2 separate regions of the Homo sapiens genome follow, and region 1 is linked to region 2. A link is a loop called in an ENCODE intact Hi-C map of the cell type or tissue named here. Cell type or tissue: PC-9. All regions are shown on one strand. Each heading gives the region's core, and the rest is flanking DNA. Links, peaks and the distances in the headings are about the cores only. Region 1 overlaps SYN3 (synapsin III). Region 2 overlaps SYN3 (synapsin III).

The links. A loop is a pair of places that touch in the nucleus more often than their neighbours do. Peaks named below come from ENCODE experiments on the same cell type or tissue, not always from the same donor. Only the 100,000 strongest peaks of a DNase experiment are listed, where the experiment ranks them.
Region 1: a loop joins it to region 2, with 2.5 times the contacts of the local background. A loop is called at or near these places in 5 of 110 quality-filtered maps.

What each region holds. Positions count from the first base shown.
Region 1 is chr22:32,771,805-32,787,950 of GRCh38, forward strand. All of the region lies in intron 6 of SYN3 (synapsin III), which reads right to left. Among named protein-coding and RNA genes, the nearest start is that of TIMP3, 22 kb to the right of the region's middle. In PC-9, for the core only: no CTCF peak of the experiment used is centred there; DNase peaks (open chromatin) are centred at 8,267 and 8,787; H3K4me3 peaks cover 2,152 bases; H3K27ac peaks cover 2,922 bases.
Region 2 is chr22:32,689,340-32,705,485 of GRCh38, forward strand. All of the region lies in intron 6 of SYN3 (synapsin III), which reads right to left. Among named protein-coding and RNA genes, the nearest start is that of TIMP3, 100 kb to the right of the region's middle. In PC-9, for the core only: no CTCF peak of the experiment used is centred there; DNase peaks (open chromatin) are centred at 3,972 and 6,322; H3K4me3 peaks cover 391 bases; H3K27ac peaks cover 4,705 bases.

The DNA.
Region 1 (16,146 bases), core at 6,819-11,818, 85 kb after region 2:
TGGTCATTCATGACATTTGTGCTACAGTTTTACTGGCCAAGGAAGACACTCAGAAACGAATCTAGATCTCTCTTCCAACGGTCAAAATTAGAAAGGGGAGAGGGAGTACATTTCTTAGGCAGCTGCTGCTTGGAAGCAGGTTTGTTTGAGGGTTGGGGAGCACAGCCGTTTAATGTGGGAAGGGTGGTTGTGTGCATGAGGCTGCACTAGGCTGTCTGGAGAGCAGTTTTAGCCCAGAGAGGATGGGGCAAAACCCTCCTAGGACATCTGAAAAAGCCATTAAGCCTGGAAGAAAGGATCCTACATTGGAAAATAGACCTTTTCTGCTAGAAACTTCCCTCATTCTTTCTGTCCCTGAGGATAGTGCTGGGCCACAGGGGGGGAGAAAAGCAGGACCAGAAGGTCAAGAAATGCTGCAGATGTTGGTGTTGTTTTGTTCTTCTTCTTTCTTTTTCTTTTCTTTTTTTTTTTTTTCAAGAGGAGGGAGGCAGGTATGAGGGAGATCAAGGCAGCCCTAGGGAGTATCTAACAAAATGGAGAACCCTGGTGTGACCCCAGATACAGATGTGGAGTGAGCCTGGGGCTTCCAGAAGGGCAGAATCAGAGGTAGGAGCTGTCCCATCTCGGGCAAGCTTCCTTGTCCTTCCAGAACAAGGGTCAGCAAAGCTTTTTTGTATAGGGACATGAGATAGGCTGAAAAATGATCCGCCTCCCTCCACCAATGATATCCTCACCCCTAAAGCCCATAAATGTTAACTTATTTGGAAAAAGAGCCTTTACAGATGTGATTATGTTAAGAATTTTGAGATGAGGAGATTATCCAGAATCATCTGGGTGAGCCCCAAATGCTCACATTTGGGCAGAAGAGGCAGAGGGAGACTTAAGACAAAAAATGATTAGTGTAGGAGACCATGAGGCCAGAGGTTGGAATGATGTGGCTGCAAGTCCGGGAATACTTGCAGCCAGGAGAAACTGGAAGAGGCAAGAGAGGGACTCTCTCCTCAGGCCACTGAAGGGAGGATGCCCTGCCAACATCTTGATGTCAGCCCAGTAGAACTGACTTCGGACATCTGGCCTCCATAACTGCGAGACAAAAAATCTAGCTGGTTTGGGGTTTCCAATTCTGTAGTAGTTTGTTACAGCAGCCACAAGAAACTAGTGCAAGCTAGATAGTAAATATCTGGGGCTGTATGATCTCCCTCGCAACTACTCAACTCTGATGTTGCCATGTAGAAGCAGCCATAGACAAGGAACAAATGAATAGGCATGGTTGTGTCCCAATACAACTGGGGAGCAAAGGCCCTGTCCAAAGAATGGAACAGTGTCGGGCGTGGTGGCTCATGGGTAATCCTAGCACTTTGGGAGGCTGAGGTGGGCAGATTGCCTGAGCTTAGGAGTTCAAGACCAGCCTGGGCAACACAGTGAAAACCCTGTCTCTACTAAAATACAACAATTAGCCGGCCATGGTGGCATGAGCCTGTAGTCCCAACTACTTGGGAGGCTGAGGCAGGAGAATTGCTTGAACCCTGGAGGCGGAGGTTGCAGTGAGCCGAGATTGTGCCACTGCACTCCAGTCTGGGCAACGGAGCCAGACTCTGTCTCAAAAAAAAAAAAAAAAAAAAAAAAAAAAGAACGCAACAGTGACAGTAGTGATTCAGCTTCAGTAGGTTCTTGCTGGCTGGGGACAAAGATCTGAGACGGCCAGATCCTCCTCTTTCTCAAAAGAGGTGGGAATTACAGATTTTTATGAGAAATTTTCTGGATGTAATTGTTGGTAGCTATCTTCAATTCTGGTTGATGTCATGCAGACTGAAGAAAAACACATCTGTTCAGCCATATCTAGCCCTTGAGCCTCCAATTTGCACCCACTGGTCTATTGTATGCTGGGCTCTGGGCTGGGCCTTGAGGACAGTGTCTGTTCATAAGAGGATCATGGTCAAGTGAGGGAGACAGACACACTGATGCAGTGAAGTATTACAGGGCCTGCAACTGAATTAGGTAGAGGGTACTATGGGGGAGGAAAGGTTGCTTCTATCTGAAGAGGAAGGAGGGAGAGTGAGGAAGGGCTGCAGGGAGAACTGATATCCAAAGTGAGTCTTGCAAGATGAGCTGGAGTCAGAAGTGGACAAGGTTTGGAACGGAACTGCCAGTAGGAGGGCTGGTAGAAGCAAAGGAAGGGAGATCCGGGGAAGCAGAATGTGTCTGAGGAGCAAGAAGTTCCAGTGTGTGCTGGTCCCAAGGACAGGAAAGAAAAGAGTGAGATGGGCTTGGAGGGAGAGGAAGGGAGGGTCTTGATGGGATAGCCATGAACGGATCTTGGATTGATCCTGGGGACAAGAAAAACCATGAGGGTTTGTTATGAATTGAAAAATGTAACCTCCAAAAAGATATGCTCAATCCCTCACCCTTGGTCCCTGTAAATGTGACCTTATTTGGAAATAGGGTCTTTGCAAATGTAATCAAGTTAGAATGAAGTCAGTGGATTAGGGCGGGCTTTAATCCAATGACTGGTGTCCTCATAAGAAGAGGAAATTTGGACACAGACACACAGAGAATGCCGTGTGATGATGGAGGTAGAGGTTAAAACTGGGAATGCCCAGGATTGCTAGCAACCACCAGAAACTGGAAGAGATAAGGAAGGACCCTCCTCCCCTCGAGTCTTCACAGAGATGAAGCCCTGTCCACACTCTGGAGGCAAGAAGACTGGGTAGGGTGCTGTTGGAACACCACAGGCAAGAGTTTTCAGGAGCCTCAAATAAGGCTCACCCTCTCCTCTGTTTTAAGCATTGCACTTTTTTTTTTTCTTTTCCCGATATGGAGTTTTCTTGCCCAGGCTGGAGTGCAATGGCGCACGATCTCAGCTCACCGCAAGCTCCGCCTCCGGGGTTCAAGTGATTCTCCCGCCTCAGCCTCCCGAGTAGCTGGGATTACAGGCATGTGCCACCACACCTGGCTAATTTTGTACTTTTAGTAGAGATGGGGTTTCTCCATGTTGGTCAGGCTGGTCTTCTCCTGACCTCAGGTGATCCACCCGCCTCGGCCTCCCAGCTTTGCACTTTTAAATGAGCAGAGTGTTTAGAAACTGAACAGGGGTCTTGTCTGGTTACCCATTCCACTCATTCAACAAATGCTGAGGGCCTCCGTGGAGCTGAGGCAGATAAGACAAATGCCAATCCTGAAGAAGGCCCCCAGCTTCCTCCTCTGACCTATCTGTCTCAGCCTGCTTGGACAGCCATAAACTTAGCAGCAGATTTTATTTTCTCATAGTTCTGGAGGCTGGATGTCCAAGATCAAGGCTCTGGCTGGTGAGGGCTCTCTTGCTGGCTTGTAGACAGCCACCTTCTCACTGTGTCCTCATGTAGCCTTTCCTTGGTGTGCATGCAGGAGTGTGGAGAGGTGGACTAGGGAGCAAGTTCTCTAGAGTTTCTTCTTATAAGGACACTAATCCTATGAGATCAGGGTCCCACCCTTCTGACCTTGTCTAATCTAACTACCTCCTTACAGGCCCTATCACTAAATACAGCTGCACTGGAGGTTGAGGCTTCAACATGAATTTTGGGGGGACATAATTCAGTCCTTAGCAGCATCTGAGCCACAAACACCTGTGGAATGCCAAGAGAGTGGTGACCTGGTCCTCCCTGTTCCCACTTCCCATAGCAGATAACTGTCGACGAGGAGGGTGACTGAGGCAAAAGTACCCCTTCTCCTTTGCATTGCAGTAGAGGACACATGTATCCTTAGCCTAATGCATCCTCCAGTCTGCACAACCCAGAAGGGTGGCCCCAGTCATACAAACTTGGCAACACTCAAACAACCCACCAACCTCAAGGTATCATGGTAGTATAGCCATAAGTCCTTGAGATCAGGAGTTCTGCTGCCAAGGCTACATTCTGCCACTTCCTGGCCCTTTGAGATAATCCCTCTCCACCTCTCAGAGCCTCAGTTTCCCTTTATGTAAAACAGGATGATTAACAATCATAGCTACTGTTTCTAAGTACCTACTAAGGGCTTAGTATCTGTTGTCAGCTGAAAAATGGCCTTCCAAAAGATATTCATGCCTAATTCCTGAAACCTGTGAATGTTACCTCCTGTGGCCAAGAAAAAGGAAGTGGCAGGGGGCTGTAGGGGGTAGAGGTTTGCTTATGTGATTAAATGAAGGACCTAGAGATCAGGAGATTATCCTAGATCACCCAGGTGGGCCCTAAATACGATCACGTGTATCCTTATACGAGGCAGGCAGAGAGAGATCTGGTGCCCGCAGAGAGAGAGATCTGGTGCCCTCACAGAGGACGAGGCCAGGCAGATGGCAGCAGAGGTCAGAGCTTTGTGTCCACAAGCCAAGGAACTTGGACAGTCATCAGAAACAGGAAAGGATCTCCCCTAGAGCCTCTAGAGGGAGCACAACCCTGGCGACACCCTTTTTTTTTCAGCCCATTGAGACCAGTTTGGGACTTCTGGCCTCCAGAAATGTGAGGGAATAAATTTCTGTCATTTTAAGTCACTTGGTGAATGGTACTTTGTTATGGCAGCCCAAGGAAAGAAACACACACCCATTATCTCGATAAATCCTCAGAGTCACCCATGAGGCAATAAGATAGTCATGCCTTACCAGGTGCCAGGTAGTGTTCATTCAATATTCACAACAGCACTAGGAGGCAGATACTGTCAACATCCCATTTTACAGATTAAGAATTGCCACCCAGAGAAGTGATGTAGCTTGCCTAAGGTCACACAGCGGGCACCTGTGCCAGGCTTTGAATGAAGGGTCTGGCTCCAAGTTGCTGCCTTAGGCCACCTTGAGGCGAGCTCTTTGCACCAGAATGGATGCTCTGTTTCCTGAGCCAGTCACGCAGCCTTGAGCAATGGCTTACCATGCTCCCTCTGCACTACCCTAAGTGGCTTATTCTGGGATCCTATGAGGATCAGATGGGACAGAGGGCATGAAAAGCATTTTGTAAACTGTAAAGTGCAGTGCACGGAGAAGGCATAAGAATTCAAAGTGGAAGCAAACCTGCTTACCTAGCTGGCCATGGCAAGGCTACCCTGGTCATCACTGAGATAGGTGGGGACACCAGCAGCAGGAGCCGCCCCCTATCCCTTGAGCACACACAGGAAAGTTTCTAAGCCTCGAAGTGCCCGTGGGTGAACTCACAGATGTTACCACCCAGAACCACAATGCTGACCTCACAGCATGATCACTAGATGTCACGTGAGTTCTTCAAGCCTGAATCCAGCCTTGTACCAGCTCATCAGCACCTCCTCCCGACCTGCCCTTCTCCGTGGCTTTCAAATTCAGAACCAGTTCCTCCCAGAATCACATAATTTCTTTAGCTGTAATGACTCCTTCATTCCACAGAGAAGGAGACAGGCAGGAACATTTAGTGACCCATCGAAGACCACACAGCTAGTATATTCTATCGAAAGCATCCTTCGTGTCCCAGCTGTGGGTCTCGGTATTCCCAGCTCCCCATTCATCTCAGGCAGCTAGAAATTCTTTCTGGTTGGGAGAATCCTAAAAAGGGGAAACTGGCATATGGGCACATTAGATTTCATTTCATGGCCTGGAGCCAGCCTGCTCCTTCTTTTTTTTTAATCCAATTATTATCACACAGAAACCTGTTTAGGAAGAAAAGTCCTGACTCGGTGCAATATTGTCCCCAGTATGTTGGTAGGGACTTTACTTCAGTGGATCTGTCAGAGCCCCAGATGCCAAGTCTATCTAAACATTCTATCATCAGTTCATCATTTTTGCATCCATCCATCCCTCATTCACTGAGCTTCCTGAGCTCCTGTGTGTCGGGTACCGTGCTAGACACTGGGATATAAAGAATATCCCCAAAGAACCCTCAGATTTACAGGGAGAGAGGCAAGAAAATAAATAATAGCAGCATTTCTGAAACTCACATATTAGCTTTTCTTGCTTATGATTTTTGTCATTTTCTTGTTATAGTTTACTCTTCATATTTACTTAGTATTTTCTTTGAATTAACTCTTTTTTTTGTCTTACTTAAATGCTAGCTTTGGGTTCACCCTAAGCAATAATATCCATGAATTCATGGATTTAATTGGCTAGTTTTTTCTGACTACATGTTGTACTAAAAAGTTTAACTATTAAAGAAAGAATTCCTGGGATGCCACCTAAAACCATCCTGCGTCTCAGAGGTATGTGAGGCTTCCAGTGAGAAACACTACATTATTGCTAAGGAGGCCCCTACGTGTTAGAATAGAGTCTGCCAGCTGCCACTCCAAGAGGACAATGCTTTTATCCTATCAAGTGCTGGCTGGTGAAGACACATTAGGATTAATGGTTTGATAAACAACATCTCAAGGCAGGACATTCTATGGCAGGAAGCAGATAAGTCTGTGCCTTTCACTCAAGGATCTCAGAAACATTAACTTCTCAGTTTTCATGCCCTCTAAGTGGGAGACAAGGCTATTCTCATGCCTCATTTCCTAGCTACAGGAAAAGGTGTTCTGTGATGTAAGACTGCATTTTTTTTTTTGAGACAGAATCTCACCCTGTCACCAGGCTGGAGTGCAGAGGCACGATCTTGGCTCACCACAACCTCCGACTTCCGAGTTCAAGCAATTCTCCTGCCTAAGCCTCCCAAGTAGCTGGGATCACAGGCACACGCCACCATGTCCAGCTAATTTTTGTATTTTTTTTTTAGTAGAGATGGAGTTTCACCATGTTAGCCAGGCTGGTCTCGAACTCCTGACCTTGTGATCCACACACCTTGGCCTCCCAAAGTGCTGGGATTACAGATGTGAGCCACCGCACCCGGCCAAGACTGCATTTTTTTAATCTCCTGTTTCCATCACAACACAATGACGGATGATATTCCCATGGGAGCCAGTATCAGGGTTTACGCTGAGTGAAGCGGAATCCCTAGGACTTGCATTTAACTGCAGCGTCACCGAAGAAAGTGCGTCAAAATGCAAGCAAAAGAGGATGACATTATTTTGAAGACAACCTTCAACATACCTTAATTTGTTTCTTAATAAGAAAGCAACACACAAACTCCAGGACTTTTACTATCAATAATAAAAACTGATTTGTAACACTTTGCTCCAAATAAATGAATATACCATTGTATTGGGTACTTCTCATTTCCTTTATTAATTTATTCCATAAATATTTATTGAGCACCTCTTACGTGCCCAGCTTGCCTTAGGCACTGGGGTTAGAACGATGGCTCAAGACAGACATAGTCCCTACCTTCATACTACTAGTGAGGAAGGCTGACATTAATCAAATAATCATCCAAATGAATGTAAAATGTAATGTAAATCCAAATGAATGTAAAATGTGATGTGTGGCCACAGAGGATTGATAGGAATGGTGAATGATGGATTTAAAATATGAAGCAACCAGCCGGGCATGGTGGCTCACGCCTGTAATCTCAGCACTTTGGGAGGCCGAGGTGGGTGGATCACTTGAGGTCAGGAGTTTGAGACCAGCCTGGACAACATGGCAAAAACCCATCTCTACTAAAAATACACAAATTAGCCGGGCATGATGGTACACGCCTGCAGTCCCAGCTACTCAGGAGGCTGAGGCAGGACAATCACTTGAACCTGGGAGGCGGAGGTTGCAGTGAGCCGAGATGGCGCCACTGCACTCCAGCCTGGGCAACAGCGTGAGATTCTGTCTCGAAAAACAAAAACAAACAAACAAATCTATGAAGCAACCATACAAGAGACATCACTAGTCACCCCTCATTAAGTTTCTTCCACAAACCAGATTGTCTCATTTAATCTTCGCTGCAACTCTCCGAAGCGGGCATTATTATTCCCACTTTACAAGAGAGGAAACCTTGGCTCTGAGCAGTGTAATGACTTACCCAGGGGCACTCAGCTGGCTAGTTGCAGAGCTGGGAATCAAACCCAAGCTGTGCTTTTCTCCCAAATGCCCAGTCTCCCCAGGGGATGCATGAATAGGAAAAACAGGACCTTACGTACTTTGCAGGTTACTACCGTGATGTCCTTGCTAGCGACTCCTCCACGCTTTAGTACCATCAAGGGTCCAGGTTGGGCAAGTACTCGAACCTCCATTCTGCCCTGGGATAACCTGGGCAGAAAAGCCAAACACAGCAGGGGAGCAGGAACAAAGCGCTCCCTTTTATGGTGAGGCGGTGCAAACCTCTGCATCTGCCTCCAGGCCTTGCCAAGGCCCACAGAGAAATGGCCTGCCCTAAAGATTGCAGTGAGCTGAGATTGCGCCACTGCACTCCAGCCTGGGTGACAGAGTGAGATTCTGTCTCAAAAAAAAAAAGAGAGAGAAAAAAAGAGAAAAAAAACAGAAATGGCCTGCCCTGACTGAGCCCGAAGCCTTCTGCCCTGATCTCTGCTTTTCTTTGTGTACCTGTCTGGTTACAAAGGAAGCAGCTGCCAGCTCACTGGTGTGGGACGCCATGTCTGGTCTGTGCTTTGCTGAACTGTGCTGGAATTTCACGGGCTGAAGCTGGCCCTGGGGGGTGCCGGGAGGTGAATGAGAGAAGTGTCTCAGGAGTGTTGTTCTGGGGGCTAAAATTACAGGTGATCGGACAACTGCTGTAGGAGATGGAGACAGAGCAGCACCTGAGTTGACTCTAAAACCAGAGGGCCTCTGTGCAGTGCGCTGTTGGCCGCTCTGGTTTCCTTTTCGCATCTCTGCAGCCCTTGGTATTTTCTACCTGTGTTATCAGAGAATCTCTGGCTGAGGACCCTGGAAATTTCTGCCCCCATCTCCACCCTTGGAAGCCTTTCCACAAAGAGCTTTGTAATTCACCAGGTGCCTTGCATATGGGAGGGATTACACCTTGACCTCAAATATTTGCTGTTTTCGTCACTGGCTCAGAGCCTGGGCACTGAAATAACACTGCATGGTTGGAATCCTGGCTCCCTGACTTACCAGCTGCATGACCTTGGACAATCTACTGAACTTCCTGTGCCTTAGTTTCTTTATCCTTAAAATGGAGGTAATAATAATATTAACCACAATGTAGGCTTGTTATTATAAGGATTAAATGATTTCATGTAGGTAAGGCACTTAGCAGTACCCAGCGTAATAAGCACTTAATGAGAGCAACTTGGTATTATTGCCTGCCTGCCTGCCTGCCTTCCTTGCTTCCTTCCTTCCTTCCTTCCTTTCCTTCCTTCCTTCCTTCCTTCCTTCCTTCCTTCCTTCCTTCCCTCCTTCCTTCCTCTCTCTCACCCCCTTCTTTCTTTCTTTCTCTCTCTCTTTTTTCTTTCTTTCCCCTCCCTCCCTCCCTCCCTTCCTCCCTCCCTCCCTTCCATCCTCCCTTCCTCCCTTCTTCCTTCTCTGCATCCCTCCTTTCAATAAACAAATCCTTTTAAATTGTATAAAGCCCTGGAACTACCAAGACCTGCAAGGCTCAATAGCTCGTAGTCTTGTCCAAGGTTCCACAGACAGAAAATGGACTCACTGGGAAGTGCCATCTTTTAGGAATTCACTCTTATCTGACTCCTCCATCATCCTCCCTCTCACCCTCATGGTGCCTAGCATAGTACCTTATAGAACAAGTACATCCTCAATAAATCCCTGAGAGCCTGAATAGATGATGGTGGTTAAGGACACAAAGCTTAGGGAGCAAGGCTATGTGGGTTTAAATCCTGACTCTATCACCAATAGGCTACATGGCCTTGGACGAGTTACCTAACCTCTCTGGGTTTCAGTTTTCCCCACCTATAAATTGGCATTACGATAATGCACTTACCCCACAGGGCTGGGCTCAGGCTTAAAGGAATTAATAATAAAATGTTTATATCAGTGCTTGGCACATAGTAGGTGTTACTTAGGTGTTTGCTATTATTATTATATTAGCAAACACCTAAGGAGGTGTTACTTAGGTGTTTGCTAATATTATTATTATTATTAATATTATTATTATTATTGTTGTTGTTGTTGATTGGCTGAGCTAGGGCTGAGACACAATTGCTATTTGAGAGTCTCCCAGTTCATTTTCTGATACTTTTCTCCTCCAGGACTGCCTTAGGATTCTTGGGCACAGAGAATTGGATTACTGAGTAGATTTACAGCAGACTATGCTTCTCCTCCTCCTTTTTCATTCTCTTACAAAACAGTTTTCTTTTTTAAACAGAACAGACAAGCAATGTCAAAGATTTCTTATTTCGCAATGAAGTTTTCCTTCCATGTGTTCTCCTCTTTCTATCTTCTCAGAAGGTTGTTTTTTCCCCTTCAGAACTTTTTTTCTGAAGGAAAATTCCATAGTAAGAAGGAAACAAAATAAGTTTCAGGCTCTGTAATTTTTTTTTTTTTTTGACAAAGTTTCACCTTGTCGCCCAGGCTGGAGTGCAATGGCATGATCTCGGCTCACTGCAAACTCTGCCTCCTGGTTTCAAGCGATTCTCTTGCCTCAGCCTCCCAAGTAGCTGGGATTACAGGCGGGTGCCACCACGCTCGGCTAATTTTGTATTTTTAATAGAGACGGGGTTTTACCATGTTGGTCAGGCTGGTCTCAAACTCATGACCTCAGGTGATCCACCCACCTTGGCCTCCCAAAGTCCTGGGATTACAGGCGTGTGCCACCACGCCCAGCTAATTTTGTATTTTTAGTAGACATGGGGCTTCACCATGATGACCAGGCTGGTCTCAAACTCCTGATCTCAGGTAATCCACCCACCTTGGCCTCCCAAGGTGTTGGGATTACAGGTAAGATCTACCACGCCTGGCCAGGCCTTGTAATTCTTTTTTTTTTTTTTTTTTTTGAGACAGAGTCTCGTACTGTCTCCTGGGCTGGAGTGCAATGGCATGATCTCAGCTCACTGCAACCTCCACCTCCTAGGTTCAAGTGATTCTTCCACCTCAGTTTCCCGAGTAGCTGGGACCACAGGCGCACACCACCACAGCCGGCTAATTTTTTGTATTTTTAGTAGAGATGGGGTTGCACCATGTTAGCCAGGATGGCCTCCATCTCCTGACCTCATGATCCGCCCGCGTCAGCCTCCTAAAGTGCTGGGATTACAGGCGTGAGCCACCGTGCCCAGCCCAGGCCTTGTAATTGTAGCAGAGGATTTGGCTTCCCTCAGCCTATGGATCTGCGCCCTGAAGGATGAACAGGAATTAGTGAAGCAATTCTCTATTGAGAAGGAGCAATTCTCTATTGAGAAGCAACTCTCTATTGAGAGGAGTTAGTTAAGCACTTCTCATTGAAGCTTCCCAGAGAGTAGTGAGACCAGAACCTGTTATTCCCATTAAACGGTATGGGAATTGAAGATCTGGGGAAGCCAGGTACTTAATCTTAGTCCACAGCAGAGAACTAAGCTCAATGACCCCCTTCTTATCTTTACTTAGCTTCTCGGACAGTCACTAAGACCGGGTTTCTCCTGTGCTTCCTCTCTTGATGCAGGTTTATATTGCCTGGATGCCTGACTTGGAAGTTCATGGTACAGTTCAGGGCCTTGAAACAGGTGAGTATGACAAATAACAGACCTGTGGCCTCAGTTGGAGAGACAATACAGAAGGCTGTCCACTGGGACGGGTTGGAGTACACTTGCTTCATCTAACCTGGACAGCATCTTCTAAGCCCCTGCTAAGTAATTCCTTGCAATGTGGGCCCGGAGCTTCTGGTTTTTCAGGAGAAGCTGGAAACTGGAATTACTGAAAATCTGAATTTTTCTGAAAGTTTGTGAATTACATTTTAAAATGCGGCATGAACCAAACACAAGGCATCTGTGGGCCAAATCCAGCCTTGAGATTGCTAGTTTTTACATGGTTTTTAATCTTCGGATTTAAGGGGGCTTAGAGGATGTCTTGTCCACTGTTCTTTACCATGCTGGAATCCCCTGTGCGCCGTCTCTGAAATACAGTTGTTCAGCCTCCAACTGAAATACCCCTGCTCTCTCCTGCTAGGAGTTTGAAATTCACCAGAACTCACAGTTTTACTTGCTCTTTATCATTATAAACCCCTAATCTACCACCTGGCAGCTTTTACCCTTTGGTCCTAGTGTCTTTTGGGGGAAACTAAACAAACCAATCTCATCTTTGGCACAAACCAATCTCATCTTTGGCATGAATTCTGCAGCCAAACTGCCTGGATTCGACTCCCAGCAATACTATAACTGTGTCGTGGTAGGCATGTGACTTGAACTATCTGTGCCTCAGTTTCCTTACCTGTAAAAAGGGGATGATAATGGTATTTACCTTACAAAGTTGGATGAGGTTTAAGTGAGCTAATATATTCAAAAGTCCTTGGAAAGGCAATATAAGTGTTTGTTATTTTTTCCTCTTTCTCAGGTTAAACTTTGCAAGTGCTTCCAACTATCTCCAGACCCTGTGTTTTCTGGGGCTTTTGTCATTCTCTCTACTCTGTTTGGAGGGTGAGCCAACGTGGCTCCCTTGATCCCTGACTCTTGGTATTCACAGCCTTGCCTAATTCCTCCACCTTGAGTGATGGTGGGGCTTGTGATATGCCTTTAACCAATAGAACATGGCGCAGGTGACAGGGCATATGCGATTATATGAATATGAACAATCATGTTACATGAGGCTGGAATGCCCATCTTGGGAGGAGGCACTTTTTCCTGCTGGCTTTGAAGAAGCAGGTTGCCGCATGGTGAGCTGCCTGTGGAGATAATCACATGGCAAGAAAATGAGGGTGAATTCCAGCTCACAGCCAGGTAGAAACTGAGGAACCAAATGTTGCCATCAATCAAGTGAGTGAGGAAGTAGGTGCTTCCTCAGTCAAGTTCCAGATGAAACTGCAGCCCTGGCTGACATCTTAGTTTCAGCCTTGCAGAGGAGCCAGCTAAGCCATGTCCAGACTCTTGTCTCACAGAAATCATGAGATAATAAATATGTGTTATGGTAAGCTGCAGAGTGTATGGCAACATTGTCATGCAGCAATACATAGGTAACTAACAACAATGGTAACTCTCCCTCACCTACCTTACTTTGGAAGTTCTCTACTTATGTCAGTGTCCTATTTAAAACAGAAGTTCTGGAAGAGAACAGCATATCGCAGCAGGCATTATTTGCACACTGCATGAGCTGTGGCCATAAAATAATGTTGCTGATTTTCTAATGGGCACGAGAGAACAAATGCATGCAAATGCTCCTGTTTATACCAGGGCAGGGCTTGAGCCCCAACTGTGCACAAAGCACTGGGCTGGATCTTCTGAGACAGAGGAGCCTTCTCTCCCCTTCCTGCCTCCAGGTATGATCACTTGGTACAAGTGATGGTGGCAGCTGATCTGTTTTCCTTCCTAATTCTCTTCCCTCTTTTGTTACTTTTCTTTATTGAAGAGGAGGCAGAGGAAGAAAAAAAAAAAGGACAAAAAAAAACCAGGTGAATGCATATAGTCTGTTACAGCTGGAGGGGATGAGAGGGGTCAGTCGGTGCAGCTCTGGGGTCAGTCGGTGCAGCTCTTGTTGTGGAGGGTTATACAGAGACTCCATGGCTCCTAAGTGATAGAGCCAGAGTTAGAACGTCTTTGACACTTGGCCCAGGGCTCTTTCCTTCAATTACAACTTGCCATTTTTTTCCTTGTGAGTACTAGGAAGTTGACACCATGCTTCCGGGTAGAGTCTTGGGTGTTACATGTTGTCAGAGGGTCCCTCGTACTTTCTTTTTGTTCTTGGCCAAAGGGATCCCCTTCTCTGAACCTCAGTCTCCTTCTCTGTAAGATGGAGTCCTGGGGGGCTGATGGAATAACACATGCTGGCTCCCAGCAAGTGGGAGAGAAGCACTTGGCTTGCTCCCATTAGTGTGTTCTTCTGCAAGGATTTCAAATGCTCGTGCATCCCACTGTGCATTCAAGTGTTGGGAAAACATTTATTGTGCCTGACATTTTCCCAGAGAGTGTTTTCTCAGATTAAAAGAAAGTAGTCAAACTTTCCCCTTCTCTGATTACCTTAACTGAAGGAGACCCTATATGCTCCACATCCCACAAGTTACTCTGTCTTATCATCTTCATTGCACTCATGGCCCGCTGAGATGGTTTATCCATCTGTTTCTGTGTCCACCAGGCCAACGCAAGCTCTCTCAGCTCTCAGAACAGGACTGTGTCTGTCTTGCTTCCTGCTCTGTCTCTGTACCCAGAACAGGGTCAGGCCTGGTGTAGGGGCTCAGTAAATAAAGCCTGAATGAATGACAGAACCTGTCTTGCTTTTGCCTATGAGACTTGGCCTGAGAAGAAGGAGAAATCCAAGGAATTCAAACCACTTCAAAGAAGAAGAAGAAGAAGAAGAAGAAAAAAAAAATACAGCATTCTAGCAAGATACAATCCCATTTACTTACTGCACACTTTCCACATCCCAAGCAGTGCTTGGCCCTTAGGGCTCCCATTTAATTGGGATATCTCATTTAATTTTCATATTTGCCGTATGAGGTGGGTGCTGTTAGTGCCCTTGTTTGTAGCCGAGGAAGCTGAGTTCCAGAGAAGCAAAATCTTTTGCATAAGAGCACACAGTGAGGTACAGTTAGGGTTTGGAATGCAGGCCTGTGTGCCTCCAGGGCTGAACTGCTCCACACTACAAAAGTTGATGGTGTCTTTATTTCTAGGAAGTACATATTGAAATATTCAGGGGACCAGGAGCATCATGTCTGCAACTTATTCTTTTTTTTTTTTTGAGACAGAGTCTCACTCTGTCACCCAGGCTGGAGTGCTCACTGCAAGCTCCACCTCCCGGGTTCACACCATTCTCCTGCCCCAGCCTCCCAAGTAGCTGGGACTACAGGTGCCCGCCACCACGCCCGGCAAATTTTTTGTATTTTTCATAGAGATGGGGTTTCACCATGTTAGCCAGGATGGTCTCGATCTCCTGACCTTGTGATCCACCCACCTCAGCCTCCCAAAGTGCTGGGATTACAGGCGTGAGCCACCACGCCCGGCCCTGCAACTTATTCTTAAACAACCTAAAGGAGGGGGGATTTAATAATATGTTAACATTTGGGGAATCTGGGTAAAAGGTATCTGGTAATTCTCTGAACTATTCCTGCAGCTTTTCTGTTAAGTGAATTATGTCAAAATAAAACATTTTCAAAAGCTCATGGTGGGAAGAAGATGAGACTCATGTCATGGGATGAAGGGCACAGGTCCTGCTTGGCTACAATAAAGAGGGGGAATGGGAGGCTGGGGCAGACTCTGGGGGCTGGAAGGACCAGGTTTCATCAGGGAGGCAGTGTTCAACACGGATAGGACCAGTGATGATACTCTGTCTTTAACCAAGTCTACCCATACTTCAGCATCCCGAATGTGCCAACTTCTTTTTTTTCCTTTCTTTTCTTTTCTTTTTTTTTTTTTTTTCCTCACTCTGTTACCCAGGCTAGAGTGCAGTGATGCAATCTCGGCTCACTGCAGCCTCCATCTCCTGGGCTCAAGTGATTGTCCTGTATCAGCCTCCCAAGTAGCTGAGATTACAGGTGCGTGCCACCACACCCGGCTAATTTTTGTATTTTTAGTAGAGATAGGATTTCACCATGTTGGCCAGGCTGGTCTCAAATTCCTGACCTCAAGTGATCCTCTTGCTTCAACCTCCCAAAGTGCTGGGATTACAGGCGTGAGCCACCGCACCCAACCCTTTCTACTGTTTTCTAGAGTAGCTGTCTGTGGGGGAAGGTTATATATATCCATCCTAAAATATATGCTTTCAGATCAGACAGACCTCAGTGACATCGCTTCCTATTGGTGCCCTTGAGCAAGTGATTTAACCTCCCTGAGCTTAAGTCTTCTCATCTGGAAAATGAGGATGATGATGTCTACCTCACTGGGTTGTTGTGAAGATTCACTATTTCAAAAAAATATTTACTGAGCCTTGATCTGGGATACCGGGGACAGAGCAGTGAATAAGACAGGCATCTTGCACTGTTTTCTTTGTGCAGCTAGAAACACTAATTGTTTAGAATTAAAGGACAATTAATAAACATTTTAATAAGTTTTTTTCAGATACTGATAAGCCCAGAAAAGAAAAATCCATGTGAAAAATGAGACCCTGGGAGGCTCCAGTGACTGGGGATGGCTGTGCTCCTCCGCTGCGGCACACCTCCCCGAGAAGGTAATATCTGAGCTGGAAGCTGCAGAATTAGAAGGATCTGACTGGCCATGGCAAGACCTGGGAGAGGCAGAGGGAGGGTCAGGGCAGTCCTGGAGCTGGGACTGAGTTTGGCTTGGTTAAAGGAGGAA
Region 2 (16,146 bases), core at 3,787-8,786:
GACTGTGGAGGATTCAACTGCTCTGAGCCTTCGTTGCTGCATCTGTAAAACAGGGACTCCCGTGTCACGGGGTACCATGAGAATTGGAGTAAGATACAGGAAGCCATTTATTCTGCCCAGTGACCTTTACTCTGTGATCTTCTCCTGCTCTAAAGGAATGGGGATACTCTGGCCCTGAGTTTGCTCCAGGGCGTCTCCTGGGGAGGCACAAATAGGAACTGGAATTCTTACCTGCTTTCTTTGTTTCCTAAATGACAAAAGTTACAGCAGCTTCTCTTTATTGGGCACCGAGTGTTCTTAGTGTTTTTTAATAGTGAGGAGACTAGAGCCCAGAGACCGTGGCTTGTCCAAGGTCACCAAGAGGGTCGAGGAGAGAGCTGGATTGTCTGGTCCTCATTATGGACTGAATGTTTATGCCCTCTCAATAGTCATGCATTTAAGTCCCAGATCCTAATGTGATGGTGTTAGGAGATGGGGCCTTTGGGAAGTGATTCGTCATCAGGGCAGAGTTTTTCATGAATGGGTTCTCAGTGCCCTTATAAAAGAGGCCCAAGAGGCCAGGTGTGGTGGCTCAGCCTGTAATCCCAGCATTTTGGGAAGCCGAGGCAGGAGGATTACCTGAGGTCAGGAGTTTGAGACCAGCCTGGCCAACATGGTCAAACCCCGTCTCTACTAAAAATACAAAAATTAGCCGGGCATGGTGGTGGGTGCCTGTAATCCCAGCTACTTGGGAGGCTGAGGCAGAAGAATCACTTAAACCTGGGAGGTGGAGGTTGCAGTTAGCTGAGATCGTGCCACTGCACTCCAGTCTGGCCAACAGAGCGAGACTGTCTCAAAAAAAGGAAAAAGGCCCAAGAGAGATCCATCTCCCCTTCTACCCTGTGGAGATACAGCTAGAAGGTGCCATCTATGAACCAATAAACAAACCCTCACAAGACACTGGATCTGCTAGTGCCTTGACCTTGGACTTCCCAGCCTCCAGAATGATGAGAAATACATTTGTTGTTTCAGCCTCCCAGTCTATGGTATTTTTGTGATAGCAGCAGAAATGGATTAAGACACTCACAAAGCACATACTCTTTCTCCACACCAACCTCCTCTCTGACTCTCTTCTCACCACTGTGAGCCTGGATTCCTGAGGCTCGGATGGACCTGAGCCAGCTGTTATGGCCTTATTTGGATGGGGTCACTCTCATGGGAGCAGCAGTTTCATCCCCTTTCCCTGTGCTCAGGAGCTCCTTCCACATCTCAATGCCCCCAGTTTACTAACTGCACTGTCCCCAGCATGTCAGGCAGGCGATATCAGGAGGTGGTAGTGGTGGGAATTCTCCACCTTCCCTGCATCCCTCCACCAGGTGGGAGCTGTGGCAGGAAGAAAGGCTGATCAGGTGCTCCCAGGAAGACAGGGAGGAAGAAGCTAAAGATGATCAAGGAAGGATACCAGGGGACAGTTCTGATTCTAGGGCAGAGACAAATTTACCTTCATTTCTTCTGCCCACATGGGAAGCGAGGGCTCATGAGCCTGCCCCCTGCAAATGGGAGAGAGAGGTCCATAAGCATCACACTCCAGAGGCAGAGGCTGGACTGGTAGGAAAGAGGAGGTGGCAGTGAATTTGAGCCCCACAGGATGGGGAGGCTGTGGGCTCAGGCTGCTGGGAAAGCCAAAATGTGATGAAGAGAGAGCTTGGGGTGACACATTTGTGGAATAAGCCCCTCCTTTAAAGCTTGGTTTCTCAGTCCATGCTTGCCTCCCTTTTTTCTCTCCTACAGAACGTCACTCCTCTTCATTCCCCTCCCACTCCTGCAGTCTCACAGAAACTGACCAGTGGCCTTGCTGGGCGCCCCGGTTCCTTCACCCATACCCTGGGCTCTGTGGAACATCAACACAGCTTGATTCAAAATCAGGAAGAAGACTACTGCCAGGACAGCGCTGTGCTTGTCATATTGGCCAACAGGATGCCACCCATGAAGACTGAGCAAGAGGCAGCTGGTCACCCTCTTGAGCTCCTGGTTAGTTGTAAGAGAGAACTTCCCTTAGCAGGTGGATCTGGGAAGGAGTAGCCAGGGACATGGGCTGCCTTTACTTTTCTGGGGAACTTTTAAAAACAAGCCATATATTTGTGTGTCTGGCAGGATTTAGGTAAGGTCTTGCCTAACAGAAGAGAAATAGATGTTTGCCTTCCCGGAAAGTATGGTTACTTCTACATCCACCCGCCCATAATCTCAGGGCATTTCAGTGAATCAGATGAGGGTGAAGACTGGGATTGGGAGACTTTGCAGGGGGTACTCCAGATCAGAGGAGAATGAGAGCAAAGTAGTTATGGGGGAGAAACGCTTGGCTAAGCTGCCTTCAGAATCTTGTGAGCCGGCTTAGTTCTGGGGGTGGTGGCGGGGAGAGAAAAAGCCAAGTATAAGTGAGGCATGGGGCAGAGAGAGAGGGGCAAACAGGAAGAAATGCAGCCACCTGCTAAGATACCCACCAATAAGGGCAGAGTCTAGAAGACACCTGTAGGCCCTCACCACATTCTCTGAAAACTGTCTGTCACCTCCATCCATGGAATGAGCTCCTGGGGTGAAAGTTTATTTTCCCTGGTAGGAAATACACTGGTAGCAGGTGGGACCAGGGTTGGACCCTGGAGTCATGCAGGCCAATCAGATCACCTCTCTTGAAGATTTGCAACAAAAACAAGAAAACAACTGGGGTAATTGGTAGCCTTGCAGGAAAAAGTGATGTTACTCTAGAGCTGCTGTGGTCATTGTTTTTTTTTTGTTTGCTTTTGTTTGTCATTGATACAAAAAAGAAAAGACAAAAAGACAAAAAAAAAAAAAAAAAAAAACAGGACGGTCTGCAAAGAGAGAAGAGAGTGCAGCAGACACACAGCTCAAAGAATCTTAATGCAACACATGAGCTAGTAGGTCCTTCAGTTTAGAAACTGCTGCAAACAACCACTGCCTGGTCCTGAGGATCTGAGACTCAGAGCAGCCTGGGAGGTGGGGAAGCCCTGGGAAGCCACCTCTGCATCCCCATCAGCCTGCTGGAGCTCAGAGGATGGCCAGCCTTTGGTCCTCTACCCAGAAATGACCTTTGCTTTATTCTGCATCATTTCTGACTCCAGCACAGCGTGTTTATTAGCATGCATTCAGGCCCTGGGACGAGCAGACTAAGCCTCCGACGCAGGCCACCAACACGCTCACTGTGGGCTCCAACCACCCTGGAGGCCTTGTCATTTGTGAAAGACCCATGTGCTTTTCTGTCTCCGCTGCTTCTGCTTTGTCTGCTTGATCTGAACCTCAAAAAATGACAGCCATTCTTTAAAGTTCAGCTCATGTGTCACTCGCTCTTCTGAAGCCTTTTCTAGCTTCCTCAGGCATAATTAGTCATAATTAGTTCCTCTCTCCCATCACTTCCCAAAGCCCTGTCTTTGTAGAGTCTCCATTATGGCATTTTTCATATTATATTATACACACTTGATATTTAAATTACATTTCAAAATACAGGTGTACTACATGTTTTCGGCATAAAGTGAAGAACAGAATCCCTCTCCTCCTCAAATCTTTCCAGCACCATTTCCCAAAGCTAATCACAATTAGCAATATATTTGGAGGGCTCCCAGAAATTTCTATGTATAAATAAGCATACATAAGGACGGCTGGATGTGCAGTAGCCCCCTTATCTGAGGGGGATACATTTCAAGACCACCAGTGGACTCCTGAAACCTCAGATAGTACTGAACCCTATATATATATATACTATGTTTTTCCAATTACATACATACATATGATGAAGTTTAATTTATAAATTAGGCACAGTAAGAGATTAACAGCAAGAACTAATAATAAAATAGAACGATTATAATAATATGTCAGTATCACTACCCTTGTGCTGTGCGGCCATGATGAAGTAAAATCAAGCCCCGTGACACCACCACTGTCGATCTGATAACAGATGGCTGCTAAGTGACTCACAGGCAGGTAGTGTAGAGAGCGTGGGTACAGTGGACAAAGCATGATGCATGTTTTTGGGAGAACAGAGCTGGACAGGACGAGATTTCGTCGTGCTACTCAGAACAATGTGCAACTGAAAATTTATGAATTGTTTATTTCTAGAATTTTTCATTTAATGTTTTTGAACTGAGATTGAGCTCTGGTAACTAAAAACTGGGAAAAGTAAAACCGTAGATAAGGGGAATTACCCTGTATAGGTAGTTGTTTGGCCTAAATCGGGTAATATAATATTATTTTTCTGTAGCTTGTTTTTTTTTTTTTTTTTTTTTTTGAGACTTGCTCTGTCACCCAGGCAGGAGTGCAGTGGCGCAATCTTGGCTCACTGCAATTCCAGCCTCCCGGGTTCAAATGATTCTCCTGCCTCAGCCACCTGAGTAGCTGGAATTACAGGTGTGAGCCACCATGCCCAGCTAATTTTTGTATTTTTAGTAGAGACGGCATCTCACCGTGATGGCCAGGCTGGTCTCGAACTCCTGACCTCAAGTAATCCAGCCTCCCAAAGTGCTGGGATTACAGGCATGAGCCACTGTGCCCGGCCTGTAACTTATACTTTTATTGAACATCTTTATTTTTGTAGAAATGTACATTCTGTTTCCATTAATGTTCTGTTGGATATATTTGGTTGAAATCTGTCATCTTATTTTATTCTCTTTTTTAAAATGAAATGTTTGTTTTCTACTTTTTGTTATATTTTTGAAGTTTCTGTTTTTTCCTTTGTTTTGTTTGTGAGCTATTTATTTATTTATTTATTTATTTTTAATGTTTTCTCTCTTTCTAATGATTTGGAAGGTTTATAGTCTGGTTTTCATTCTTGAACTGGTTACCATTATGCTTTAAATAGCATACTGAAACACCTATTTCTTGATTTACCAATTTTATTCTACATCCACAGACTCTCGACTATGAAAGATGTAGAAACTCGGGCAAGCATACCTTTCCCCATATCCCTTCCCCTGCCACATATAAGCCATTTCTTTTTATTCTCTAGTGGTTTAGGATATTTACCTTCTGTTCTCTAACCAGGAGCCCCTCAGCTGTTTAGCCTTAGTTTGGTATTTAAATGGATACAATGTTTACCATCAATGAATGCTTACTTTCTACAGCTTTTCTATTCCTAAATTGATAATATTGATACAGTTGATCCTGGAACAACACAGGGTTGAACTGTGTTCGTCCACTCATATGTGGATTTTTTCCAATAAAGATAGTTGGCCCTCCATGTCCCTTAGTTCTGCCTCCACAGCTGAAGGCAGTTGAAAAATATGGTATTCTCAGGATATGAAATCGTGTACAGGCAGGACCAACTTTTTGTATCCACGGGTTTCAAGGGGCCAACTGTAGGTGCTAAAGTATGCATGGATTTTGGTATGTGTGGGGATCCTAGAACCAATCCTCTATGGATACTGAGAAATGACTATATATTTTTGGGGGGACTAGATTTCATTATCAAGTTGTCCACCTCCTCTATTGAACTTATGAGTTCCATGCGCTATTTTCTCTGAGTCTGTGCTGGTGAATGTCTTTCAGCTACTTTATACATGAAAGTCAACCAGACTGGCTTTTAAATTTGAAATGTGTTTGTTACAATAGCTTCAGAATTTTGTACCTGTTCCTTTTGGCACTAAAGGATAAAGAGAAGTTGGAGGCCAGCTTTATTTTTCCTTCAGAATTTTGACTGAACATTCTCCGTCAAAGTTCTATGGTATATTAAGACCACTTTTAATTCTGTAGAGGCATTTCTTTAGTTCAGAAAAGTTTTCTTTTATAATATCTTTGAATATGTTTCTGTCTTATTGCTCTGTTCCTTTCTTTAGGAATGTCCAGCATGCATATTCATATTTCCTAAGTATTTTTCATTATTTTATTTCATTGTTTTTATTATTTCTCCTTTTCTTTCATTAAAAAACTCTTACTATGTTACTGACTCTATTATCAACTGAATAAATCCCACATTCTGCTGATGCTAATTTTCTCCTCTGTAATGGCTTTCATTATCATTTTCATTTTTTCATCCCATGTTAGATCTTGTCTGCTTGTTTGTAGTTTTACTTTGGAAACGTCTTGTTGTGTTCTGTTATTTTCTCAGGGATGGAGTCAAGCTGGGGCTACCAGCAGATTCCATTTGAGTTTGGTGTCTCAGAATTTATCAGATATGCTCTTCCCTGGGGACACATTTCCCCCAGGTTTTGAAGCATTCCCATGAGTATGAGGTCAGTGTGGGTCACCAGAAAGCCCCACAGATTCATGGGTCCTCTGACTGGCCATTTAATGTTTATGCATCTCTTCTGCTGACAAGCTGCAAGGCTGACTGCTGCTCCCTTTCTCTTCCACCTCACCTCTAAGACATTTAAGCAATGGAGGTCAGGGTTTGTACTACTGGCTATCCACATAGTGCCTTCCTATCCACAGCCCTGTCTCCCTTGCCCTTTGCCTTATAGAAATGAGTCACTACAGGGAACTTTACTCTTCTATGACTCACCTACCTCTCTTTTCCTTTTTTTTTCTCCAATAAATGATTATTTATTCAGCCTTTAGGGATCTTTTATCTTACTTTCAAGAAAATCTGGTAACATATAGGACTCCTCTTTTTGTCTTCCTCTGATGAAACCCAAACTTCACTGAATGTGGCAGATATGGGTTTTAGCCTGTTTTCTTTAGAGTAATATTAGCTTCTGTAACAACTGAACACACCTCCAAATTGCAATGGTTTAACATGTTATATATTCATTTCTCACTAGTGTAAGGGTCCAGTGCTGATGTTCCTGGTCAGCAGGTAGATGCCATATGGTGAGTCAGAGGACTGGGCTCCTTCTCTTTTGAGGGGTCTTGGAGTACCCTGAATTCTACTAGGGGAAGGGCAAAGAGAGAGAGTAGAGAAGGTGTTCCCATCTCTTGACCATGCTGGCCCAGAAGTGACATAGATCACATCTGTTCACATTCCAGCTTTGAGAACTCATCACATGGCTCAACTAAATGCAAAGGAGTGGCTGAGAAATGTGGTCCCTGCCTGGGCAATTGTTCCTTACCCACTCCTCTCTATTATGGAAAGACAGGAATGAACTGTGGTGAGCAGTTAATCATCTTAGCCCATAGCCATTTTCTAGTTGTATTGAAGATGGAATTTTCTGTTATATTTTCATTCTTTTTGTTGCTTTCAGTGGGTTTCAGAGAAGGGAGTACAGTAAACATCTTTTAACTTGTTTACAAGTATGTCTTTTCCACCCATCTGTGATCTCCTCTAAATGGGGACCATGACTTAACTTGTTTTCTATTTTCCAGCACCCAGCATGATGGCTGACACAGAGCAGATGCTTAATAAATGTTTCTTGGATGAAAAAATGAATGCATTCCTGTCCTGAGTGGGTGAAAACGGCTCTTCCCACCTTCCTTATTCTCAACTTACTCTTCCTATCCCCTCTCTCTCCTCTCTGTAGGAGAAAGGAGGAATTGTCAGGATGGCTCCATTCTTTTTTCTCTGTTTCCCCTTCTTATCATGGTTTGGCTCAAGGCTTGTGTCTCCTGTCTCCAGCATTGATTTACCTCTCCCCAGAATGAAATTTCATTCTAGCTTTGCCTGTGGTGCAGCCTGCTTCCTGCTGCCCAACCGTTTAACAATGTCCTCCTTGCAGCTTGGGGAAAGACACTGGGGAAAGAAAAATCTCTCTCTGTCCACAGAACCATAACTCACTGGTAAGGTAGCCAGCTGCCCTATCACTCCAGCTGGTGTTAAAAGTCATGGACATTAAGTGGGACTAGGATGTGGATCGAACATGTATGAAGGAGCCTGCCCAAGAGGAGACCCTCTCCTGCTTTAAATGCCCTGATCTAAGTGGGCCACTCTATTAAAATCCACCTACAGTGGCAAGTTACTTTTCTAAAATAGAGAGTCCTCAGGAGGAAACATCAACAGAAATGGAGTAGAATGAAGGAGCTCAGAGCATGATCACTGGAATCCAACAGACTTGTGTTTAAATCCTGCTCTGCCATTTACTGGCTGTATGACTTTGGACACATTATGTAAGCAATTTGAGCTTCAGTTTCTTCATTCATAACACTGAGATAATTATATCTATCCTGTTGGGTTGTTATGAGGATGAACTGAGTTCAATTCTAGGCATGTAAGAGGCATTCCATATTTTTTGAATGAATAAATGCCAAATGTACATAATGTAATGCCTGGCACGTTGATAAGCAATCCATATAAGATGGTTGTATCAGTAATGATAGGCTAGGTTGGCTAGGTTTACAAAAGTACCAAATTCCCCAAATCCCATGTCTTAAAACAAAGAAAGTCTATTCTTGATGATGCAATATGTTCACTGAGGGTCAGCTGGGGACTCTGCTTCAAGTCATCCTGAGGCTGATAGAACAGCCACCACCTGGAATGCTATCAGTCACTGTGCATTCACATTCACAGGCAACGTATATTTTTCTAGTTCTTGATTCCGAGTCTGGTCACTTGACTGACTCTGGCCAGTGGGATTTGAAGCAAATACAGACTTGAACAAGCACTCACACATTTCTGCTTGAACTTTGATACTCTGCCATCAGCATGAGAGCATGCCTGAGCTAGCCTGCTGGAGCAAGAGAGATGCACGGAGCAGAGCTGAGATGCCCAGTCCCCCGGGCCATTCTAAGTTAGTTGACATCTAGGTGGCCCCCAGCTACGTGAACAAGACCAGGCAAGATCAGAAGAGTCAACCCTAGCTGACCCCAGATTCATGAGCAATAAACACTTATTGTTTGTTGTATGTAGAGGTTTGGGGGTTGTTGGTTAAACACTATTATTGTGGCAATAGATAACTGATACACCCTGCCTTGGCTTCAAGTTCTGAAGTATATAGAACTCTGCACCTCTTCACATTCCTCAGAAAAAATTCACACAGTAGATTCTACTGACAACTTCAAGGTGGGGTCTGAAGGGGTTTGACATCACATATCTGCATGAATCTCTATTGATCATGGTTTTTCTCCCCCGTTTCTTTGGCTGAGATGCTAACCAGAGCTTCTCTATCACTCTTACCTTATCAGAATTGTGTACAAAGTTCTGCCAACTTATATCCACTCTATTCTCTACCTGTTCATCTCCCATAAAATCTCTTACCGTTTCTTTCACAGAACAATTCATCCTTGCCCCAGATGTGGAAGCCCCACATTCCAAACCCAAAAATGTGGCAAAGTGTTTTTTTTGCTGTTGTTGTTGTTTGAAGGACCTACCTCCTTAAAAGCTAGTGTTTTATAAATAATAACTCTTGTTTGTTTTTCTTCATCATTAGAAAGTCTGTAAAGGGCAATGATGGTGGATTATTAGTTCTGTTATCCTTAGTACCTAGCAAAGCTCCAGAATCATTTTAGGTAGTTAGTAAATGCAATTGGAAATACACATTGTTATTGAAAGAATTTTAGAGCATCTATATACCCTTAATATCACTCTTTGGTGATTAACTGAGAGCTAACTGTAGGAAGTAAATACTATTTATCTTCTCTGTACTTGAAGAAGATATGGGACATTAATTTCTGCAAGTACTCAGTGGCATGAGATGGAGGAGGGTAGATAATGTGTTCCAGGATGGGGGGGTGACACATCATCTTCATTTTATCTACCCAAGGTTGTGAGGCCCCAGTAGGTCATCCGTGTCCAAAGTTAGAAAGCCAATAAGAGATTGACCGGAGACAAACATCTGGACTTACTCTCCACTGAACCAGACATTCAGCCTTGGCGCTAGACGCTCTGAAACTTGGCCGGGCTTCCCACAGAGCTTGGCCCAGGGTCTCCAGTGGCTCCATTGAGCTTGGCGGAGCACATTGACAGAGTTGGCCCAGAAAGACTCCAGGACAACACCCAAACTCCACAGTGCCCCCACCATGGAGTACTTGTTTTGGGGGGCTTTACGTGATGGAGGGCAGGGTGTGGACAGCCCCTGGCATGTAGGCTGAAGTTGGTTCTGACAACCCAGACCTCCACATGGGCCGTTGGGCTCCCCTGAACCCTGCTGGGCTCAGTTCAGGAGAAATGCTCTTGCCAATGGGCAGGGAGGCTTAGCATTCCACCCCTGCTCTTTTAATCCCCTCTGTGCAGGAATGTTCCACTGCAGAGACAGCAGAGCTTGCAGAGACAGGAGGTGGTGCCAAAAGGGAGAGAGTGGTGGAGAAACAGTTTTGATGAGATTTAGGGTGGTGTGTGTGCAGGGATGGGGGTAGGTGCTGAGTTAGGCTCTACCATGGACTCACTGTGTGACCTTGACCAAGTCACATTGCTCTCGGGGCCCAATTTGTTTACCTTCAAAAGATGAGGATAGACAAAAAAGATACAAGATTCATTTCTGGATAAAGCTGTAAAATTCTAAAAGCTGTTTTACTTGTGAAGTCCAAAGTAAGATTCTGTTTTTCATCTACAGGGCCTCTCCTCTAGAGAGATTTGTATACAAGTGCATTTGTAGGAAACAGGGTGTCTGTCTTAATGGGAATATCAGAGTCTACCTCTCATCTCAGTTCTAGAATTTTAAGCACCTTGAGGCAAGGTCTATGACTCATACCGCCCAGGACATAGAATTCCTCTGAATGTAATAAATAGAAGAGCACTTTGAGGTCATCGAATCCAATCTTCTTAGTTTTAGATGGGGGATAATGGGACCAGAGAAGGGAAGTTGTTCTCTCAATATTATACAATGAATCTCAGGCCCGGAACTCAGGTTCTCTGCTCCTAGAACAAAGCTTGTTCCAACAATCGAAAATTTCTGCCTGAAATTTTGTATACGGTCTCTGAATTCCAAGGCTTTCAGATGCTTCCTCTTTTTAAAATAGGCTTGACTCCTCCCTCCTTTGGGCAACTTTCAGGTTAACTCAGGGATTGACTATGGAGACTATAAGAGTCTTAAGCTCATGTGAAGTCTGTGAAATTCCACAGGCTTAAAGTATCCCTTGGGAATCTGAGAGATTTTGCCCAAGTAGCCCAAGCCTTGGACAGCAGCCTCCCTGGAAGGGATGTGGCTCCTGCATTATCTGGTCCCAACTCCAGCTCCAGGATAGGATCTCTGAGCTGACATAATACGGCCCTATTGTAAACAAGGGAGGGTCATGACCCTCCACAAATGACTAACATGCTAATTTGAAAAGTCTGCCTGGACTAGAAAAACAAACAAGAACAATGAAATTTAAGGCAACATTTTAGACAACCAGGAGGCAAGGGGAAACTCAGAAACATGAAAAAAGGAGTCCCCAACAGCTATTGTCCCTTTCATAAACACTCACTAAGCACCGGTCACGTGCCAACCAATGCATCAGCCAACACAAGAGGAAAACACATCAAGCCAGCCCTCTAAGACCTCACAATTCTAGGGGATTAGACAAGCACTCATATGGCCAGTGCTTCTAGGCTGTAAATGAAAAATAGCTTTAAACACCATGTAATAGGAAGCAGCCTCAGCCCAGATTTCTGTATTGAACTTCAGACCAGCAGCCTGCCTAACATCAACCACTTGGATGTCTCATAGGTAACGCATCTTCAAAACAGATCTCATGGTTTTTCACCCCAAATTTCCACTGTTCTGTTAGAATAAGTGACACCATCATTTACTCAGTTGCTCATTCCAGAAATGGGAATCATCCTCGATAACTACTTCTCCCTCGTTAACTCCTCATATTCATTCAATCAATCCCTAAGTCCTATAAATTCTAAACATATTTTAAATATGCCCCATCTTAACTGCTGCTTCCCTGAAAGCAAGTCAACATGATCACTTTTCTCAACAGACTCAGAATTAGCCTTCTAGAATCCACTGTTGTTTCTAATCTGTTCTCTGCAGAGTAATAATAAGACTGATTTTTAAAGAAACACACACAGTTGATTGAGTCACACTCTTGCTTAAAAAGCTTCAATGAGGACTTGTGATTCCATCCATGAATAATTAGCTGTTACAGAAACTGCCCTCCCACTGATGCAATTACTTAACTGCTCATCAGAACAAAATCTAGTATTCTTGAAATACACACAACAAAATCCACCACCTAAGAACATAAAAATCACAATACCCAGCATCCAGTAAAAAATTACCAGGTATGTAAGAAAGCAGAAAAATATAACCCATAACCAGGAGAAAAATGAATCAACAGAATCAGATCAAGAAATTATAAGAAGGTTGAATTTGTAGACAAGGACCATTAAAAAGCTGCTATTAAGTCTTACAAATATGTCCAAGGATATAAAGAAAAACATGAAGCTGATGAAGAAAGAGGTTAAAGATGTAAAAGGATGCTCATAGAATTTATAGAGATAAAACATATAATATCTGAAATGAAAAATACATTTAAGTGAAATTAAATGCAAATTATATACTATAGAAGACAACTGAAGTTGAAGCTGTAGCAATAGAATCTACCCAATATAAAGCACAGAAAAACAAAACAAAACAAACAGTGCCGCAGTGAGCTGTGGAACAATAGCAAACAGTCTGACATTATGTGTTATTGGAATCCCAGAAGAAGAGAGGGGAGTACAGAAAAAATTATGAAAATATTAATGAAAAAAATGTTTCCAAACAATGGAAATTTTAAACCCAAGAAGCTCAATGAACCTGAAATAAGAAGAAAAAACACAAAGAAAACCATACTGAGGAACTTATTTTTGTGTGTGTGATTTAAGTATTTTCTTGATTTTCTTTCAGGAATAAATTCATGTATTTATTTTCAATATTTTGGTAACACATAATAGATATGGACAATGTAGACAGTAAACAACAAATCTAATTATTTACGTATTATCTTCTGAAGCGTAGAGACTTAGTGACAGGAATGTCTAATCCATTGTTGAGCTCATTGATTCCCAAGATAAAAATAAAGTAATAGAAGCATCGGCCAGGCGCTATGGCTCATGCCTGTAATCCCAGCACTTTGGGAGGCTGAGGCGGGTGGATCACGAGGTCAGGAGATCGAGACCATCCTGCCTAACATGGTAAAAACCTGTTTTTACTAAAAATACAAAAAAATTAGCCGGGCGTGGTGGCGGGTGCCTGTAGTCCCAGCTACTCGGGAGGCTGAGGCAGGAGAATGGTGTGAACCCGGGAGGCGGAGCTTGCAGTGAGCCGAGATCGCACTCCAGCCTGGGCCACAGAGTGAGACTCCGTCTCAAATAAATAAATAAATAGAAGCATCTAAATTAAGGTAGTTATTTTTCACCTATCTTGTCTGCACTATTTATCAGTGATTCTGAAACTAAGAGCCCTCAGACCTGAATTCTTTTCGTGTTACAAAAGATCTTCTGATATCCACTTAACATATGTTAACCTTTAGCATTTGACATTTATTAGTCATGGCTTTCAAATGAAGTACTTAATTAAAATCAAAGTGCCATTGTCTTTAGCAATCCTGAAAGAACTGGGTATGAATTAAAATTAGAAAAAAAAATGACAGTGGTTTTAAGAGTACCATAGTTCCTGTGTGAATATTGCAGTTGTTTGAAAAATTTTATAAAATATTCTTATTATCAAAATCGAATTTAAAGTTTAATGATGCAGTAAAGTTGAGACATTCACAAAGAAACTAGAATAATAACAGTAAAAATTTAGTCATAGCTAAGTGCAATCTAACCAAAATGTTCTGGTCAATTGGATTTCGTTGTGCTAAAGACTGACAAACTACACAAGTAATTAGAAATCAAATATTAGTGAGTGTCTAGATGCTGGGGTTAGTTAGAGGCATTTTATGCTGCCAGATATTTTTTAAAATCACTTCTTGGGTCTCCTTAAATCAGGGTAGATAAAATTATTGCAATTTTTATTTTCTTGAAAAAGTTATCACTAGACTATTTAATACATGTGATTTATACAGAATTTACTCTTTGCTCTTTTATTTTCCTTAAGAGGTAGACTTTGCTTTGGGTTCAAAATTAATAAATAAATTAGAGCAGTTAAATGGTCTAACAGTGACAATTCACTGGGAAAATTAAATCTGGTATTATACACACTCAGGATCTGTACATTTCTGACCCAATGGAGTTAAATAAAGAGTTTTGCCTGGCCGGGCGCGGTGGCTCATGCCTGTAATCCCAGCACTTTTAGAGGCCAAGGCTGGCGGATCATGAGGTCAGGAGACTGAGACCATCCTGGCCAACACGGTGAAACCCCGTCTCTACTAAGAATACAAAAATTAGCTTGGCGTGGTAGCGGATGCCTGTAGTCTCAGCTACTCGGGAGGCTGAGGCAGAAGAATGGCATGAACCCGGGAGGCGGAGCTTGCAGTGAGCCAAGATCATGCTACTGCACTCCAGCCTGGGTGACAGAGGGAGACTCCATCGCTTAAAAAAAAAAAAAAAAGAGAGAGAGAGTTTTGCCTATGTTCTAAGTCTCATCCAAAGGGGAAAAAGAGAAGAAAACTGATGGCAAAAGTCTTGAGGTGCTTTTCATAATGTCCTTAAATGCATCCCACCCAATGTAATTTCATCTAAACAAAATTTTCTAAAATCAATCTACTCATCAGGAGATTGGCTTTATTAGGAAAACTCATAGTCTATTTATTTCAAATGCATTTTTGATAAAAATCATTGAAATATTTTTGGTTGGAGGTACATAATTACACTTAACTAATGTAAAAAGCATACAACTTATGTACCTAAAATAAATATTTAAATTTTATTGTATTATTTCAGGGTAGAAATGGTAATTTTTGTATTATTAGAACTTATCCTTGAAACTGAAATTATATTGTAACTTTTTTTCTTTTAAGATAATTTTAAAAGACTTTTAGGTTCAGGGGTACATATGCAGGTTTGTTATATAGGTATACTCGTGTCACAGGGGTTTATGTACAGATTATTTTGTCACCCCAGTACTAAGCCTAGTACCTTATGTTTATTCCTTCTGATTTTTTTTCCCTCCTCTCACTCTCCTGGCTCAAACAGGCTCCAGTGTCTGTTGTCCCCCTTTGTGTTCATGTGTTCACATCCTTTAGCTCCCACTTATAAGTCAGAACATGTAGTATTTGGTTTTCTGTTCCTGCATTAGTTTGCTAAAGATAATGGCCTCCAGCTCCATCCATGTTCCTGCAAAGGACATGATCTCATTTTATTTTATGGTTACATAGTATTCCATGGTGTATATGTACATTTTCTTTATCCAGTCTACCACTGATGGGCATTTAGGTTGATTCCATCATATCTTTGCTATTATGAATAGTGCTGCAATGAACATATGCATGCACGTGTCTTTATGGTAGAACAATTTATATTCATTTGGGTATATACCCAATAATGGGATTGTGGGGTCAAATAATAGTTCTGGTTTTAGCTCTTTGAGGAATCATCACACTGCTTTCCACAGTGGTTGAACTAATTTATACACCCACCAACAGTGTATAAGTGTCCTGCACAACCTCACCAGCATCTGTTACTTTTTGACTTTTTAATAAAAGCCATTCTGACTGATGTCAGATGGTATCTCACTGTAGTCCTGATTTGCATGTCTCTAATGATCAGTGATGTTGAGCTTTTTTTACATGTTTGTTGGCTGTATGTATGTCTTCTTTTGAAAAGTATCTGCTCATGTCCTTTGCCCACTTTTTAATGGGTTGTCTGTTTTTCTTGCACATTTAAGTTCCTTATAGATGCTGGACATTAGACCTTTGTCAGGTGCATAGTTTGCAAATATTTTCTCCCACTCTGGAGGTTTTCTGTTTACTAGGCTGATGGTTTCTTTTGCTGTGCAGAAGCTCTTACGTTGAATTAGATCTCATTTGTCAATTTTTGCTTTTGTTGCAACTGCTTTTGGTGTCTTCATCATGAAATTTTTGCCAGTTCCTATGTCCAGAATGGTATTGCCTCCATTGTCTTCCAGGATTTTTATAGTTTTGGGTTTTACATTTTAAGTCTTTTATCCATCTTGAGTTAGTTTTTGTATATGGTGTAAGGAAGGGGTCCAGTTTCAATCTTCTACATATGGTTAGCCAGTTATCCCAGCACCATTTATTGAATAGGGAGTCCTTTCCCCATTGCTTGTTTTTGTTGACTTTATCAAAGATCAGATGGTTATAGGTGCATGACTTTATTTCTTGTCTCTCTATTTGATTACATTCGTCCACATGCCTATTTTTGTACCAGTACCATGCTGTTTTGGCTACTGTAGCCTTGTAGTATAGTTTGAAGTCAGGTAG